2 separate regions of the Homo sapiens genome follow, and region 1 is linked to region 2. Evidence: read pairs that join two places in POLR2A ChIA-PET (ENCODE). Cell type or tissue: OCI-LY7. All regions are shown on one strand. Each heading gives the region's core, and the rest is flanking DNA. Links, peaks and the distances in the headings are about the cores only.

Region 1 (8,078 bases), core at 2,410-4,909, 640 kb before region 2:
GGCATCGGGCAAGGAGGGTGTTCTCTGGGCAGCGAGGAGATCAGCATGGGCAGGACTCAGGCAGGGCCTCTTGCTGGGGGCTTGGCCTCTTGCTGGGCACTTGGTGTCTTGAGACGGGCTCCAAATGGTAAAAAGCATAAGCACCTCCTCCTTTATGGTTTTATGAGCAAATGTGTGATTTCCCCCACTGTTGTTTTGGAGACTGTTGAAAGCCTGCTTCCATGTAACCCAACACAGCCAGCTTTTCACTACTTTACCCCTCTCCAAGTCTTTTTTCACCTTCTCTTTCCCCTGGAAAAGTGGAACAAATTAGGCAGGCAGGTGATGGGATTTTATGCACCCAAGTAGGCCAAAATAGAAAAACTATAAAGGCCAAGCAGTCTTCAACTCTAGGTACCCAGAGGATTCCTTTACTATAGAACAGCACCCAGTTAGTTGGTGTGTAGGTGCTCACACCTGTGGTCTCAGCGCTCAGAGGCTCAGGGAGGAGGATCACTTGAGCCCTGGAGTTTGAGGCTGCAGTGAGCTGTGATTGCGCCACTGCACTCAAGTGTGGGTGACAGAGTGAGACCTCATTTCTGTTTTTTAAAATAATATTTTAAAGAAAAAATAAATAGCACCCAGGACTCCCTAATTGCTGCTTGTTAGAACAGGAAAGCTCAACGTTTTAGAATGATTTTCATATGAAATGGTTAATACTTTTAACAATATATAGTTCTTAAATTGAGAACCTTAAATTAGCTGGAAATAAACTTTTTGGAGCCCCTCTTGGATCTCCAGGCCAGCAGGCATTCATTTTTTTTTTTCCTTTTTCTTTCTTTTTTTTTTTTTTTTTTTGAGATGGAGTTTCACTCTTCTTGCCCAGGCTGGAGTGCAGTGGCATGATCTGGGCTCACTGCAACCTGTACCTCCCAGGTTCAAGTGACTCTGCTGCCTCAGCCTCCCAAGTAGCTGGGATTATAGGCACATGTGACCACACCCGGCTAATTTTTGTATTTTTAGTAAAGACGGGGTTTCACCATGTTGGCCAGGCTGGTCTTGAACTCCTGACCTCAAGTGATCTGCTCACCTCCGCCTCCCAAAATGCTGGGATTACAGGCTTGAGCCACCACACCCAGCCTCACATTTACTCTTACCAACACAGACACACAACTGGGGTCTGGGGAGCGGAGATAGAGTCCCCCTTTGTTCTTTCCATCAGGCCAAGAGTTGTCATTGGAAGAGCACCAGACAGGGGGTTGAGTGGGTCTGAAGATTAATATCAGCCCTGTCAGTAAGAGCTGTGGGACACTGGGCAAGTTACTTCAACAAACCCTGGCCAGCCTGAGAGAAGAAGGGGATAGAAAACACTTGGAGTTAGTTCTGAGAATTAAACGAGATCCTATAGGTAAAGCCCCTACCACAAGGCCTGGTGTAGAGAAGGTACCCAGTGAGGTTAATTGAATGGAAAAGTGGGGGAGAAGGAAAAGGGTGGACTGGCGGATCCCCGCATGGTGTAATAGCGTCCCAGATCCTACCGGACCTGCCAGCTGCTGCCTGAAATTCTACCATTAAAGCATCTTCCCTTTAGCCTGAAGCACTGATTCCAATTAAAATGCTAATTATCTCCAAGGGTTCTACTTTTCAATTTTTTTTTTTTTTTTTTGCTAGTTTTTATCATTGACCCAGAGTGTGAATGAGGGATCTGAGAGCTGCTCTTCATGAACAGAGGTTGGAGAGGACAGCCTATTCCTCCAACAAGCCAATTTCTGCAGCCCCATGGCCATCGTTTCCCATCTGGTCCCTACCTTGGTTGGGGTGCCCTTCTCACGAGCACCTGCATCCTCCACACCCACTCCAGCTGCTGTGCCTTTGGGCTTGTCTTTCCTTCTGCCTGGAGCGCCCTCCTTGCTCCTCTCCGGCCCACCCTCCAAGGCCCAGCTCAAATCCCACCTCCAGCTCACGGCTCTTTCACTTTCCTCTCCTCCAGGATATCATCACCCCCATCTGCTTTAGCCGTTAATGAAGGATGACAGTGTGCAGTGCGATGGTGATTCTGAGAAAGGCTTGTGTGTGGATAGCAGCTCCAGTTCCCAGAGGTCTTCCATAGGCAGTATAGATCACGAGGCCAGTGTCATGGGAGAGAACATGGTTCTTGGAGCTGGGCAAACTGCTCACATCCCAATTCCACCACCATGGGACCACATGCATTCATCAACACCTCCAAGACCCGGTCTCCTCCTCTATAGGATGGAGAATCAGCATGAGGAACAATGTAAGAATGTAGATAAAAGGCCTGATATTTAATAGGGTCCCAGAATACCAGCTGCATCTTCTTTCTCATGATAGATGATAACACTCAGCCTGAGCATTATTATCCCCATTGGACGATAGATAAACTGAGGCCCATGAAGGTAAAGAGACTTGTCCAAGGTCACATGGCAGCCTGGTGCCCCAGCCAGCGCCTCCCTGGCTCCTGCTCTCTGAAGTGGAGCTGTCTGGGTCGATTCGGCCAGCTGGGGGGTGCAGGAGGATGTGAGGTGACCAGAAATAAGAGGCAGCTGGAGGGTACAAATCAGCAGCCCGGAGAAGCCTCTGCTCTGGGGATTAATTAAACAGAGGCTTTCATGTCATCTCTCTAACAAGGTTCTCCGTCTCCCACGGTTTTGCTGGAGTGGAGTTAATCTCGGTTTCTCTCTGCACTTCAGCTGTTGATGCTGAGGCGATTATGAAGTGAGCAGCTGTCACCTCAGAGGGGAGGGAGCATGGGGCAGAATCGGGTCAGCACTGTAAGGGTCTGTGCTCCTTTTTTACAGGTGGGGAAACTGAGGCTGGAAGGGACTGGCCAGAGGTTTCTTTGCAAAGAGCTCCCCATGCCCACTAGCCAGGAACTGACTTGGGCAGGTGAAAGTCCAGGAGAGAAAGTGAAGACGGCATGGAAGCCTGTGTTCATTCCTATGGTCATTCTCAAACATTTACCCTGGGGCCCAACTCCCTACTAGGCCTGGGAGCCCAGGGGGAATGCAGGAAGGCTTTCTTGAGCAAGTGTTGCTTCTTGCTGAGTCTTGGAGGACAAGTAGCATGTTAGCTAGAGATTTACATTCTGGACACTAGAGACATTTGGGGCTGAATAATCCTTTGCTGTGAGGACTGCCCTGCACGTTGTAGGATGTTTAGCAGCATTCCTGGCCTCTGCCCTCTGGACACCAGCAGCACCACCATCCTTCCGCCCCCTACCAGTCGTGACAACCATAAACATCTCCAGACATTACCAAATGTCCCATGGAGAACACAGTCACCTCTCATTGAGAACCCCTAGATAAATTAAGGAGGGGCATTCCAGACAGGGGAAATCCCGTGAGACACAGGAGAAGGTTTGACACTGTTGGGGAATCACAAGGTTTGTCCAATGTGAGTGAGACATTCCTTCCAGGCTGTGGGGGTGGGCGGAGAGGCGGTTGCAGACATCCTCAGGGATATCTAATGAAAGGCATTGTGTGCTCAGCTCAGGCTCCTGTAAACCGTTCTGGAAGTTACTGTTCTCTTAATCTGACCTCTTCAGCTGACAGCAGGTTTCTTGTCTTATCCACCTGTGTGTTGAAGCCTCAGCAAATACCCTGGGGGTTGAGCTTCTGCAGGAACTCTGAGACCACATTGTCTCTGTGGGGGCTGCACACACAGCTGGCAGTTGCGCCTTCACCTTTAGAATAATCACAGGCATCCAGATCACACCGTGTCCCTTTCCTGACTCAGTTGACATAAACTTAAAGTTGATTTGTTTAAGTGATGACACAAGAAAGAATGTGGGCTAGAAGAGGGGAAGGGTGCAAAGGCATTTTACGACCATCCAGGCATGAGGAAGCTGATTAATTCCCACTTAATGAGTATATTAGATTCCCTCTTCAATCAAAACATCTATTAGAAAAGTCACCTATACCAGATGGATCAAGGAAACAGATGTTTTCAAACCTTGACCAAAGATTAGCCAATGGAGTCTTTTAATTGATGCCTGCCTAAGTGCATGTAAGATAATATTCACTTTAGGAGGACCAGTTTGTCCACAATGTGTTCAGCCAAAGACATTGCATGAAGCGAGTCACCCCATGTTAGTCTGTACCTAATTCCCAACCCAAATACACTTGACTATTTTGGTCTAGACCACACTTGATCATCACAAACAGCCACCAAATCCCTCTCCTCTCCTATTTACGGATGGAAACAGCTGCTGTATTTGCATGCCCTGCTCCTTAATATAAACACAACTCTGATTTCCTAACTTTCTTTGGGGAATTCCTCCTGGGCGTCCATGTTTATTTATGAAGCTGGTGTGGAAATACAGCAGGCACCATTGTACTTTCTGGGGGTTTAGTTGAGGTCAGCGGTGGAGTGATAGCATTACTTGGATGAAGGAGTAGAGCACCCCAATGCCAGTGGGCCACCCCCGTCTCCTAGGCATCAAAGCCCCATCCCCCAGGCCAGGATCAGATTTTCCTTGAAAAGGATCTTCGTGCCATGGATTATCTTATCTTTCGGTTGCTTCATTTTGCTTTGCCTGCCAGGCAGCTCAGAGGTTAATCAGATCTTATCTCAGGCTCCCAAACAGTTCTTTCTCCCAATTCTCTAAATGGCTTGAGAAACCTCTTTGGTTTATTTCTTTCTCTTTTTGGCTACTTTATATATGTATTACTATTGTAAACTCCCTTAAATACATTCAGGAAGTAGATGGGGTATAAGTCACGAACAAATAAACCTCAAATGCACTAAACATTTCCTCCCACCTCCATGAAAATGTAGCTATTTTTTGTCTTTTTTGCTGGAGGATTCCTCCTGTATTAGAGAGCTGATAAAAATGGTGAGATGGAGTGTTAGCCCTGGAACGGACCATTTCTTCTAGGAAAAAGGAAGAAATTCGCATTATGAACTGCCCAAAGTCATTTGCCTGTATTTTCAACACAGAGAGGAGAACACCAAGGTCCAGAAAAAAAGAGAAATGTTTTTTTCTCAAGCCAAGACTAGAGCCCGTGTCTCCCAGCAGCTCCCAGCCTGGGGCTCCATGCATCACTGCCCTGCTGTATCTGTGGGGCTGATGAGGCACTGCCAGTCAGTGAGTTAACAGAGACCTACTCAAGCCAGTTTCTTGTTCCTACAGGGAAGTTCTACTGGTGGGAATGTCAAAGGGAAATCAGAGATTTTAGCAACCCAGTTCACTGTTTAGGTTCTGAGCACATGGGAGGACCTCAGCTGTGGTATTCAGACAGCTTGTTGTCAGCCTGTGTTACAAAGCCTTGTGTTGCAATGTGACAGAACAGGTTGGGAGCAAATAGGCCCGGGCTTTTAACCCAGAAGGAGAGGGCAGCAGCTTCTAAAATTTAGGTAAGGTTAAGAGTCAACCCCAAAAAGGACAATTCTGGCTTCTCAGATTGGGACATCTGGGCCTACCTTCTGTACGATGCTTGGATTTCCTATAGTAATTTGACCATGTGTTTGCCCAGCCTCACCTTGACCATCTCCAGGGACAGAGAATTCATTACCTACATGGGGTTTGAGCCAGCTGAAACAGAGAAGAACAGGCAGGTGGCGGATGTCCTGACTCCCAGGGTCCTGGGTCCCCCAGGTCAAAGAGATGTAGTGAGAGAGCATTTGGGTGGTGTATATTTCTAGAACAAAGGGAGCTCCCCAGCTGTCTTCTGGGACCCTGCATATACCATGGGTACTGGCCTGAGCTGGTCCCCCTTATTAAGGCAGCCATGGGTCCTTGGATCACCTCCCTCAGGAGTCCACTGTGCAGTGCCTGGCCTGCCTTAAGAGATGAGAGTGGGATGCTGAGGGCTGTAGCCAGGAAGAGCCAAAATAAAGGCTGGAAAATAAAGCTGCTTTTTATCCTAGACATCTTCTCTGTGAGAGGGAGATCGGGAATTAGGTTTGGGAGGGGTGAGGTACAGGGTTCTGATTTGTAGTTTTTGATGATTCCCATGGTGTATTAGTCTGTTCTCATGCTGCTGAGAGACATACCCAAGACTGGGAAATTTACAAAAGAAAGAGGTTTAATTGGACTCATAGTTCCACATGGCTAGGGAGGCCCCACAATCATGGCAGAAGGCAAGGAGGAGCAAGTCACATCTTACATTGATGTCAGCAGGCAAAAAGAGAGAGCTTGTGCAGGGAAACTCCCGTTTTTAAAACCATCAGATCTCGTGAGACTCGTTCTCTATGACGAGAACAATGCAGAAAAGACCTGCCCCCATAATTCAATCACCTCCCACCAGGTTCCTCCCACAACATGTGAGATTTGGGTGGGGACACAGTCAAACCATATCACATGGTGTAAATAATCCCACCAGGGTCAATTTCCAGCTGCCCATGTGAGGCCGCTACTGCAGAACTGGAAAGAGAGACTAACAATCATCTTCCTAACAGGTCCCAGCTGGCCCCAGCACATCACTGGCTGAATCCATGGTCTGGTCTTAGTCACTGCTCTGATTCTAACCTGCCCTATACATTCTGGCTTGGTTTCCACATCTACACAACAGAAGTAAGAACAGCTGTCTTCACATGCCCCACAGAGGTCATCAGGTAGTTTTTGGAGAAGTCTTAGAAAATAATAAAAGTTTTACATTATCATCAAGTTTGATCTTCTGAGGCAAAATAAAGAAAATGCACAAGAGTATAGCTATCAAGATGGAACAAAGAGAGAGGCCTGAGTTTTGAATCCAAAACCCCAGCCTTGAGTCCAAGTGGTTACCTGTGAAACCTTGGGCCCTAGCTTCCCCACCTGTGAAATGTGTGTCCCACTTCACACTGTGGCAACCTCCAGGGGTATTGTGAAACCCAGGGGGATTAAAGAAAAAATATACATTTTCAAGAGCCCATGTATGGGAGAAGGAGACGATTGTATCATTAAGACAGATGTAACAAAAAAGAGGGCCAGCCCAATCATCAAAGGGACAATTTATGCTCCAGAAAATGAATCCCTAATTATTCCTTTCAGTTCTAAAGAGACAGGGGCCCAGAAGAGAAGCCGGCAGCTCATCCTTCACATGACTGTTTAAGCCTGGACCAGGAAGAGGAACAACTGTACATACACACGGGCAAGAGTTTGAATATCTAATTTGATGGGGCATATAAATTGGCAGTTATTCAAATGAGAACATTTGCATATATAGGGCTTAAGGCTACATAATTCCTTAATATTTTTTTCCATGATGCAGAGTAAGGACTTTAAATCTTTGTCCTTCTTTTCAAGGGTTTTAGGAAGGGATTGAAAAGGCAGCTAAATGGAGCCCAGGCTGCCCCTGGGTACACCAGGATTTGGGTGTGGGGTTTGCACCCAAGAGATGCTCAGGGGCCCTTCTCTGGGACAGAAGAGGTGGCATCACAATTGTTTTCCTATGCATCTGACCATGGCTTCCCAGCTTGCCAGTGCCCAGCTAGAGCACCTCCCTTGTTTCTGAGGGTAGCAGATGCTATTGGCTGGCTCCTCTAGGTCCAAGTAGAGCAGGGACTCTCAAAGTGGGGCCCCCAACCAGCCACATCAGCACTTCCTGGGAACTTGTTAGAAATGCAAATTCTCAGGCCCATCCAGCACCCCCCGAATCAACAACTGGGGGTGGGGCCCAACACCTGTGTTTTAACAAGTCCACCAGGTGATTTATTTATTTATCCATTCATTAATTAATTCATTCACTCATTCGTTTAGAGACAGGGTCTCACTCTGGCTCCCAGGCTGTAGTTTCATGGTGTAATCACAGCTCATTACAGCTTCGACGTCCTGGGCTCAAGCAATCCTCACACCTCAGCCTCCCAAGTAGCTGGGACTACAGGTGTGCACCACTGTGCCCTGCTGATTTTTTTTTTAAATATTTTTTGTAGAGATGAGATTTTGCCATTTTCCCAGACTGGTCTTAAACTCCTGGGCTCAAGTGATCCTCATGCCTCAGCCTCCTAAAGTTCTGGGATTCCAGGTGTAAGCCACTGCGCCCGGCCCTCACCAGGTAATTCTGATGCGTGCTCAAGTTGGAGAGCCGCTGTGCTAGAGCATCCCCGACATGGGAATCTGTTTTACATATATAGAGCTTAATCTTACACAATCATTTGGGTTC
Region 2 (8,078 bases), core at 3,059-5,558:
CTGGGCTTGATGAATCCAGCCCCGGAGGAAAACATTCGCTGCTACTCTCTGGTGGGTGTGTGGGTGGAAAAAGCAGATATTCCCTGGTCCCACCACCCCCAGGCCCACCGAAGCAAAAGATGAGTCCTTTGTCTTCACTGATGCCAGGCAGGGAGGTGGGCATATCTTGAATTATCCTACAGTAGAGCTCACACCGAAATGCACTTCTAGGCTTTAGGAATATCCAGGATATTAAAAGCCAAATGTACAGAGGAATTCTATCAGGAAATGGGCAGACGCCATCCCCATTTCAAGGGAAAGGACATGGACATGCGTATAAAGACTTGGAGAGTCCCCAGACGTCAGAGGCACCAGCAGCCTCCTCTGACTGGCCCTGCGACCATTCCTCAGGCCAAATGTCTTGACAATGTGCATCAGAAAGCCTGAATCTGCCCGGGCACAGTGGCTTACCCCCTGTAATCCCAGCACTGTGGGAGGCTGAGGTGGGAGGCTCTTGAGCCTAGGAGTTCGAGACCAGCCTGGGCAACACAGCCAGACACTGTCTCTATTGAAAGTTAAAAAAAAAAAAAAGAAAAAAGAAAAAAGAAAAAAAAACCCTGAATCTGCCCATGTAGATGTGGCTTCCACGATCAGACAAACAGCCCTTTATAAAAACTTGTAAGAAACAGTTCCTTGTGGGGGTGGTGGAGTGGGTAGGAGGGTTCCAGGGCATGGGGGCAGCAGGCGAATAGAGGCACCCATCGTCTCCCACTGAGAGGATGCCCAGGCACCCACATGCCTGCCCTCTATGCCTAGAACCCACCCCCTCACCCGGACTGGCCAGTCAGAGTGGTCGCGCTCCCACAGACTCCTCAGGCCTGGTGGTATATAGTGTCTAAGGGTGGTAGGGTGGGGATTGGGCAGAGGGAGGAGAAGGAGCCTCATCACTTGTTGGTGCTTCAAGAGCATGAGGCTCCCACACATAAATAGCCCAGAGTCACCCAAACCTGGCTCTGGAGCCAGACTGGTTTCAGATCCCAGCTCTGCCACAGGCTGTGTGACCTCAAGCAAGTCACTTAACCTCTCTGAGCCTTAGCTTCCTCTTCAGAAAAATAGGGACAATAAAACTACCTGCCGTGTTGTCAACATGGATTAAATAATAATGAATGTGCCTGAGGTATTGTTTGAGATCATCTGGAATCTATTATTACGGTAACGCTTCTGATCAAGGGGAAGGGGTTGGGCTGCCCCTCTACTTCCTCCCCCAGTGCCCACAGTTGCTACCCTCCAGGGGCTTCTTCCCCTTTCGTGGCTGCCCTGTCTTCAGTGTCCATTTTACCTCAATGTCACCTGCATCTTGGGTCATCAATTGGCCTCAATTCACCTGCAGAAAGCCCATGAAATGTCCCAGCATAAGCCTCCTGGCTGCAGGAAAGGTTCAGCTCTCTGTGCAGATACCAAGATGGGCTTGTATGAGAAGTGACAGTGAACACCAGAAAGGACCTGGGTAGTCAGGGAAGAAGAGGCCCCATACCAGGAGTCAGGGCCCGTGGGCGCCAGCCCCAAGTCTGAGCCACTTCTCCGCTCTGGGTCCAGCTCTTCTTTGAATAAAACAAGAAGGTTGGACCAAAGCTGTAGATTTCAAATTGTGCTACTTGGTGACACCTCCATACCCACGGGCCCAGGAGGGCAAGGCTGAGATGGCACAACTCTCTCTCTGGTCTGTTTGATATGGTATTGGGGCCCCATGGGTGTTCTCACTTGAGACAAAATCAGCTCCTGCAAAACCACCACTCCACCAACTGCCCTGGACATCTGCCTAGACCCTGGGCCAAGTCAGGAGGAGGTGGTCAGTTCAGTTGCTGAATGAATTATGGGAAGAGCGGGCCACTGATATGGGAAGAGCAAGTCCTGATGGAAGTGCATGGAGAAAGGAAAAAGAAGAAAACCCGGTAAGCAAGAAAGAGGGTGTCTAGAAAAGAAAAGGGATTGAAGTGGAGGGGGCTTCCAGGGTCCCCATGCACCAGCGCCCACACCAACCTCACGAGGGGCTGGCCAACCTGTACGCCAAAAGGGGCTGCTCTCTCTCTCCCAGCAGCTCCACCATCTTCTGCCCTGAATGTCTGATGGCCCCGCAGGAAGGACGGTGCTTCCCAGATCTGGAGCAGTGGAGGCCGAGCCGGTAATGAGACCCCCTGGGTCCCCTCCTGCAGTAGCCATGCTGCATCTGGCAACCAGCTGGGCCCTCCCTCCCTGCTGCCACCCCCTCCATCCACGCCATGCTTGTTTGTTTCAACTGAAGCTCACAGTGTAAGAGCCACAGATCTCACTGACGGCTAATGGCCAGGGCTGGGCTGCCCGGCCAGGTTCCCATGGCGGGCTGGTCAGACCGCCATCCCACCTGTGCCCACACCAGTCCCTCCACCTACTGCCTCCTCCACTTAGCATTTTTTTCTGGGCAGAAGAACCTTCTAGAGAGGTCTCAATGCTCAATAATGACAGGCACTGGCACCTGCCACTTCTAGCATCTGAGAGATAGGTAGGTCCATTTAACAGATGAGGAAAATAAGGTCCAGAGAACAACTTGTCCAGGTCCACACAGCTACTTGGGTAGAAGCAGCACTTGAACCCCGGTCTTCTGATTCCAAAGCGAGCACCCTTGCCAACAATAACAACCACTGCATATCAGCCATACTCATGTCAGTCTTTCTGACATTCATTTACATATTTACATCACAAGGTGAAAAAGAAACTAGTCAAAAGTAATAGGCAAGAAAACTTGAGACACTGATTCTCACAGTGTCACATGGAAGGAGAGAAGGGGCCTTCCATTTGTCACCACTTTCAGAGTGGGCCTTTACATCCTCAGTATTCAAATGTAGAAACTGAGGCCCAAGGAGGTTAAAGAACCGAAGTCGCCCCATGTTTCATGCAGCAAGACCATCACAGGCCAGAAAGTAAGCCATTTCCACTCCCCAAACCGCCCCCCAAGCTGGGCAGAGCGCTCACTGTGCACCTTCTGTGCTCTCTGCAGACAGCAGAGTGCTGGATGCTGAGGCTCCTGTCTCAGGGGAGCTGATGGTGTGAAGGAAGGGGTTAGAATAATGTCGCTTCCTGCAAGAAGCTTCCTACAAGAGTCCCCTGGCTCCCTGGCCTGGGGCCAGGACTTGGTCACACCCTTTCCTCGCACCCTGTCCCTTTTCTTCACACCACAAATCACAGCCTGTCATTCTACATAGGGGGGGTTAACCAGGTGAAGCTTCTGTCCCTTTTCTAGAGTGTGCAGAGACCCAGTCTCTGCCCAGCACAGAGCCTGGCACAAGGAGACACCCATAAACAGCTGAATGAATGAATGCATGAAGGAACAAATGTTGAAGCAGGCAGTGAAGTGGGAGGGCAGAGAATAGAGAGAGGGGTACAAACGCAGCCGCCCAGGGAGAGCGTAGAAGAGAAAGGTTGCATTTATCTGTGGGCGGGGAAGACAAGCCATGGCGGGTATCCACAGCAGAGCTCACCCCCGAGACCAGCCCAGGGCCTCGCGGCTGCTCTTCTCTTAAACAGGCAGTGGAAGACAGGGGAGCGGGCTCCATTTCCACCGTGCTCCCAGCCTGCTGGAGACCTTGCTTGGGGGCCTTTGCTCCTCTGGGCCTCAGTTGCTTCTGCTGTAAACAGAGGATGGAGTTGTCTTTGTCAACCTTTGAAAACACTTCTATTTCTGAAACCTCACAGCTGGGCCCAGCCTGCAGCTCTCAGGGTTTCTTCCCTCAGCACCAAAAGCCCATCCCCTAAAGCCTTGAACCCCAGCAGGGAACACTGCCTCCAAGACAGCTGGGATAGGGGCTGACCCTGAAGTGGCCACGTGGTTCCCAAAACTTGTAAGAGTTCCCCTAAATTCCCCTGGGTCTACTTATGGCCCCAGGCCAGCTGTGCCTTACTCACAGCCACAAGGCCTGGCTCTGCTGAATCTCAGCTCTGTGGTCTTGGGCAAGTCACCATGAGCCTCAGTGTTCCCATCTGTGAGACAGGAGAGGAGCCTTATGCCAGCAACACCCCTCCCCAAAGTGACTGTGAGCTCCAGGTGGAATCAGTGAAGCTCTGCATGTAGAGGGAGGACATCAGGACCAGGGAGGAATGTGTCTTTGAGGTGGCCTCCCCTCTCCACCCCGTCTTGTTCCCATGAATGACACGCTGTGTCCTGGGGCCTTTCTTCTTTGTAATCCCAGTGTCACTGAGGGCAGCTGAAGTGCTGCTTCTTCCCAGAGCTGTGTCAATGTGGGGGTGGGGGAATCTCCTGAAAGCCAGATCAGCACCCTCTAACCTCAAGGTTCCTGGCAGTCATCAAGGGAGCGCCTGGGGACAGGAAGCACTGAGCTTCCTCCACCAGCTGCACACTCGGCCAGCTCCTGAGAGGCTCTGGGCTCAACAGAGCCCAACGTCCGGTGTGACCTGCAGAAGCTCCTCCCCCGATGCCAGCACCTGAACCTCGGGGTACTGCCTGGTGACGAGTGGCGGAGCTAAGATGCCAGCTCCAGAATGTTCCTCAGGGAACCTCTCACTGCACAGACAAGGGGGCATGAGCTACCCAGCGCCCCCCGGCGAGGCAGTCCCAGGCCCCGACATTTCAGCTGCATGTGGTGCCCCACAGGTGCCCATGAGGAGGAGCTGAGACTGCAGAGGGGAGCGGCCCGCTGGGTCCATCTGCCCACCTGCGGCACGGGGGCGTCTGACGGGCACCCCCACGGCACCCCAACACGGGGGCTTAGGGACTCCCACATCTCCATTATGAGGGCTCAGATTTGTGGGCCAAATTCAAGCCTGAAGCTTCTCTGTTATTTGGCTGCAAAAGAATTCCTGGTGGGAGTGAACACCACCCACCCCTAACAAGGTGTCAGCCCTTTACCTTCTAGCTCCTGCTGCTCCCAAACCCCAGAAAAACCCACTCTGATTTGGCCTTGAAAACCAGAACAGTGACCCTTGCTGGCAGCCAAATGTTTGCACCACAGGCTCTGACATCCAGGCGTCTTAGGGTTGTCTTAGACATCCAGACAGCAAGACAGGCAGTGGGCAGCAGACCAGAGGTGATTGAATGGCCAACTACACCCCATGTGAGAGCAAAGTCCATGAGGGATACCCCTCTCCCCAATTCTTCTGGGGCCTTCCCTCCCCATAACACTTCCATCTGCCCAGACAAGGGCTTCTGGTGCCAGGGGCAGCTCCCTTCTTATCCTTTATACTTGGCTGTTTGTGCAGACCACACAAAGATGAGTCATGCTGAAAGGCAGAACCTGCCCAGGGCTCCGTGAGTAATTTAGGCACTCACTCTACTTCTATTAAATCCCCTTCCCTTGAGGATATTAATGGGAAAGAAATCTGACTAAAGTAATTCACACTCAGGTGTAGCTGACTAATAGCACTATGCGGGTGGGGAGAGGTGGGGAGGATTACCTTTTAGGTGTCTTGCTAACCCCAGATAGAGGAAGAAATCTCAGGCAGTTGACCAACCCATGATATCAGCCCTGAAGGCAGCTTAAGAGAAAAGGCAGGGGGTTGCATTAGTTCCCCAACATCTCTGCCGGGAAAGGACCTCAAGATCCATTATGCATTTGTGAGGTTAATCACAGCATCATAGCTGCTCAGAGTCAGAAAGACCTCACAGGCCAGGCAGACCCCTGGGGTATGCAAATGTGTGCAAACTAACATCCAGATTGGCATTCATTATTCTGTGGTCACCAGCTGAGGGACTTCTGTGTGGAGCACAGCTACGCTGCTGGCAGGAGCCCTGATGTGGAGCAACAATATCCTACTGGAAATGCCCAGGGTGGCCTTGGAGAAACTCCAGAGGGGCACAGGGATTGGCCTGCTGGACCCAGCTCTGGAGGACCAGCCAGAGATGCACACACACTCACTCAAGATGAAGTGCAAGCCTGTGTGTTTTAGTAAAAGGCAAATCTGAAACCGCCTTTGCAAAAATCATAACTAAGGAAATTATGACAGTGAGAGAAACCTGACAGGGCTGACTCCATCTTGTCTCAAGCCTCACAAGTTGGCTCTCTTTGCTCATTCTTGGGCTTGGGCCAAGCTAACTCTGGGAGACATTTATAGTTTAAATAACAGCTCTTCCCAAAAGCTAACGTGTTCTTGTAAAACAAATAAAAGGCCACCAAGTTAGGATAAGAGGGGCTTGAATTCTAATTATTATCAGCTATTGTTCTGGAGGTCATAAGATTTACAACTTCTCCAATTACTCTTGAAGATAACATCACTGTTGTAGAACCTAACATTGGCCTTTTGAGATAACTTTTCAGTTTTTTGCATGTCTGGCAACCTGATGGCCCCAGCTGGACCTGCCAACCACTTCTGTGGCCCCCACCCAGGAACCGCCTCAGCATAAGAGGACAGCTTTGACTCCTTATGATTTCATCCCCAAGCCAACCAATCAGCACTCCTGACTCACTGTCCTCCTACCCACTAAATTATTCTTAAAAACACCGATCCCTGAATTCTCAGGGAGACTGATTTAAGTAATAATAAAACTCCAGTCTCCCGTACAGCCGGCTCTACATGAATTGAACTCTTTCTCTATTGCAACTCCCCTATCTTGATAAATTGGCTCTGTCTAGACAGCAGGCAAGATGAACCTGATGGGCAGTTACAAATCATGCAAAGATGATATGAAGCAAATTACAGGGGAATGACCACAAAACAATCACCATCTCTCCCTGCCTGGTAAGGGTCCTACAACCCTGACAGAGGCGGTATAGAGCGGCAAATCAGGGGGAAGGGATAGCCTCTCACCACACCCAAATGTCCTCCAGCACCATCCTCCTTGGTCTGTTGCCCAGCAGTGCTCTGGGCCAGATACCTGTGCTCGGCACTGAGGGGCACCCAGTGTGACTCAAGCAGAGTCTCTCCCCCAGAAGGGGTTACTGGAGCCACATGTCCAACCACCAGGTCAGGTGAGAACTGAAGCTCAGAACCTCCATGCCAGGATGGGTCTCCATCTGTCCATTATCCACTACTGTTGTGTAGACTGTGCAAAGATGAGTATCAGGCTGGGCGCCGTAGCTCATGCCTGCAATCCCAACACTTTGGGAGGCCAAGGTGGGTGAATCACTTGAGCCCAGGAGTTCAAGACCAGCCTGGGCAACAAGGAGAAACCCCACCTCTACAAAAAATACAGGCACACACAAAAAATTAGCAGGGTGTGGTGGCACGCACCTGTAGTCCCAGCAACTCAGGAGGCTGAGGTGGGAGGGTCTACTGAGCCTAGGAGGTTGAGGTTGCAGTGAGCTGTGATTGTGCCACTGCACTCCAGCCTAGGTGTCAAGATGAGACCCTGTCTCAAAAAAAAAAAAAAAAAAAAAAAGAAGAAAAGAAAAGAAAAGGAAAAGATGAGTAACAGCTCTCCAAGGCAGGGCTCACCCAGGGCCTCACAGATAACCACTCATGTTGAACAAACCTTGCCTCACCAGGCTCTTAAAAGTGAATTTCAACAGAGGGACAAGTGAATGGAATGAATAAATAAATATTTACCATGTAGTATGAGTCAGGCACAGCAAATAGGGTGTCTTGTTTACTCACAGTGGCCTTAGGAGGAAGGTATTAGCATCTCCAATGGACTATTGAGGAACTAAGACTCAAAAAGATTAAGTGCCTCACCACGTCACACAGCTAGAAATTGATATGACCTCCACATTCATGGAGAAGTGAGGGGAAGTGGAGGGAGCTAAGGTTAATGTGGGTGATGTCAGAGGTACTGGTGACTTGCAACTGCCCTCCCCCTCATCTGGCCCCTCCCACTTCCAGCATGCACTCTCTCACCCACCTCATGCCCCAGCACTCACACACAATTCATGCTGTAGAGCACAGTTGGGCAAGGCAAGTGGCAGCTTTGAGCTCCCTCTGGAAGGGGCAGGGGAGGGGGAAATCATGCCCTTAGAGGCCCCTCCCCAACCCCTCCCTCCCCACCCCCAATCTGCTGCAGCATCTGCCTCCCCAGTGTCAGCATCAAAGATTCATCAAAGCTGAAGCCCAGCAAAGTGTGTGCTTCACATCTCTAAATGTGCTTCTTCCCAATGAAAAATTCAGTGGAAAATGCA

The links. Peaks named below come from ENCODE experiments on the same cell type or tissue, not always from the same donor. Only the 100,000 strongest peaks of a DNase experiment are listed, where the experiment ranks them.
Region 1: POLR2A ChIA-PET joins it to region 2 with 10 read pairs; 1 of 35 experiments calls an interaction of 5 or more read pairs at or near these places.

The regions. Positions count from the first base shown.
Region 1 is chr15:69,858,522-69,866,599 of GRCh38, forward strand. No RefSeq gene overlaps it. Among named protein-coding and RNA genes, the nearest start is that of LINC00593, 27 kb to the left of the region's middle. In OCI-LY7, for the core only: no CTCF peak of the experiment used is centred there; a DNase peak (open chromatin) is centred at 3,600; H3K4me3 peaks cover 1,018 bases; H3K27ac peaks cover 972 bases.
Region 2 is chr15:70,500,485-70,508,562 of GRCh38, forward strand. It overlaps LINC02205 (long intergenic non-protein coding RNA 2205), which reads right to left and starts at 5,444. Exons shown (of 2, transcript NR_146562.1): 1 at 5,425-5,444; 2 at 3,423-3,641. RefSeq lists enhancers at 3,010-3,535, 3,536-4,059, 3,573-3,712, 3,813-3,952, 3,993-4,042 and 1 more. In OCI-LY7, for the core only: a CTCF peak has its summit at 4,608; DNase peaks (open chromatin) are centred at 3,087, 3,887 and 4,387; H3K4me3 peaks cover 1,856 bases; H3K27ac peaks cover 2,320 bases.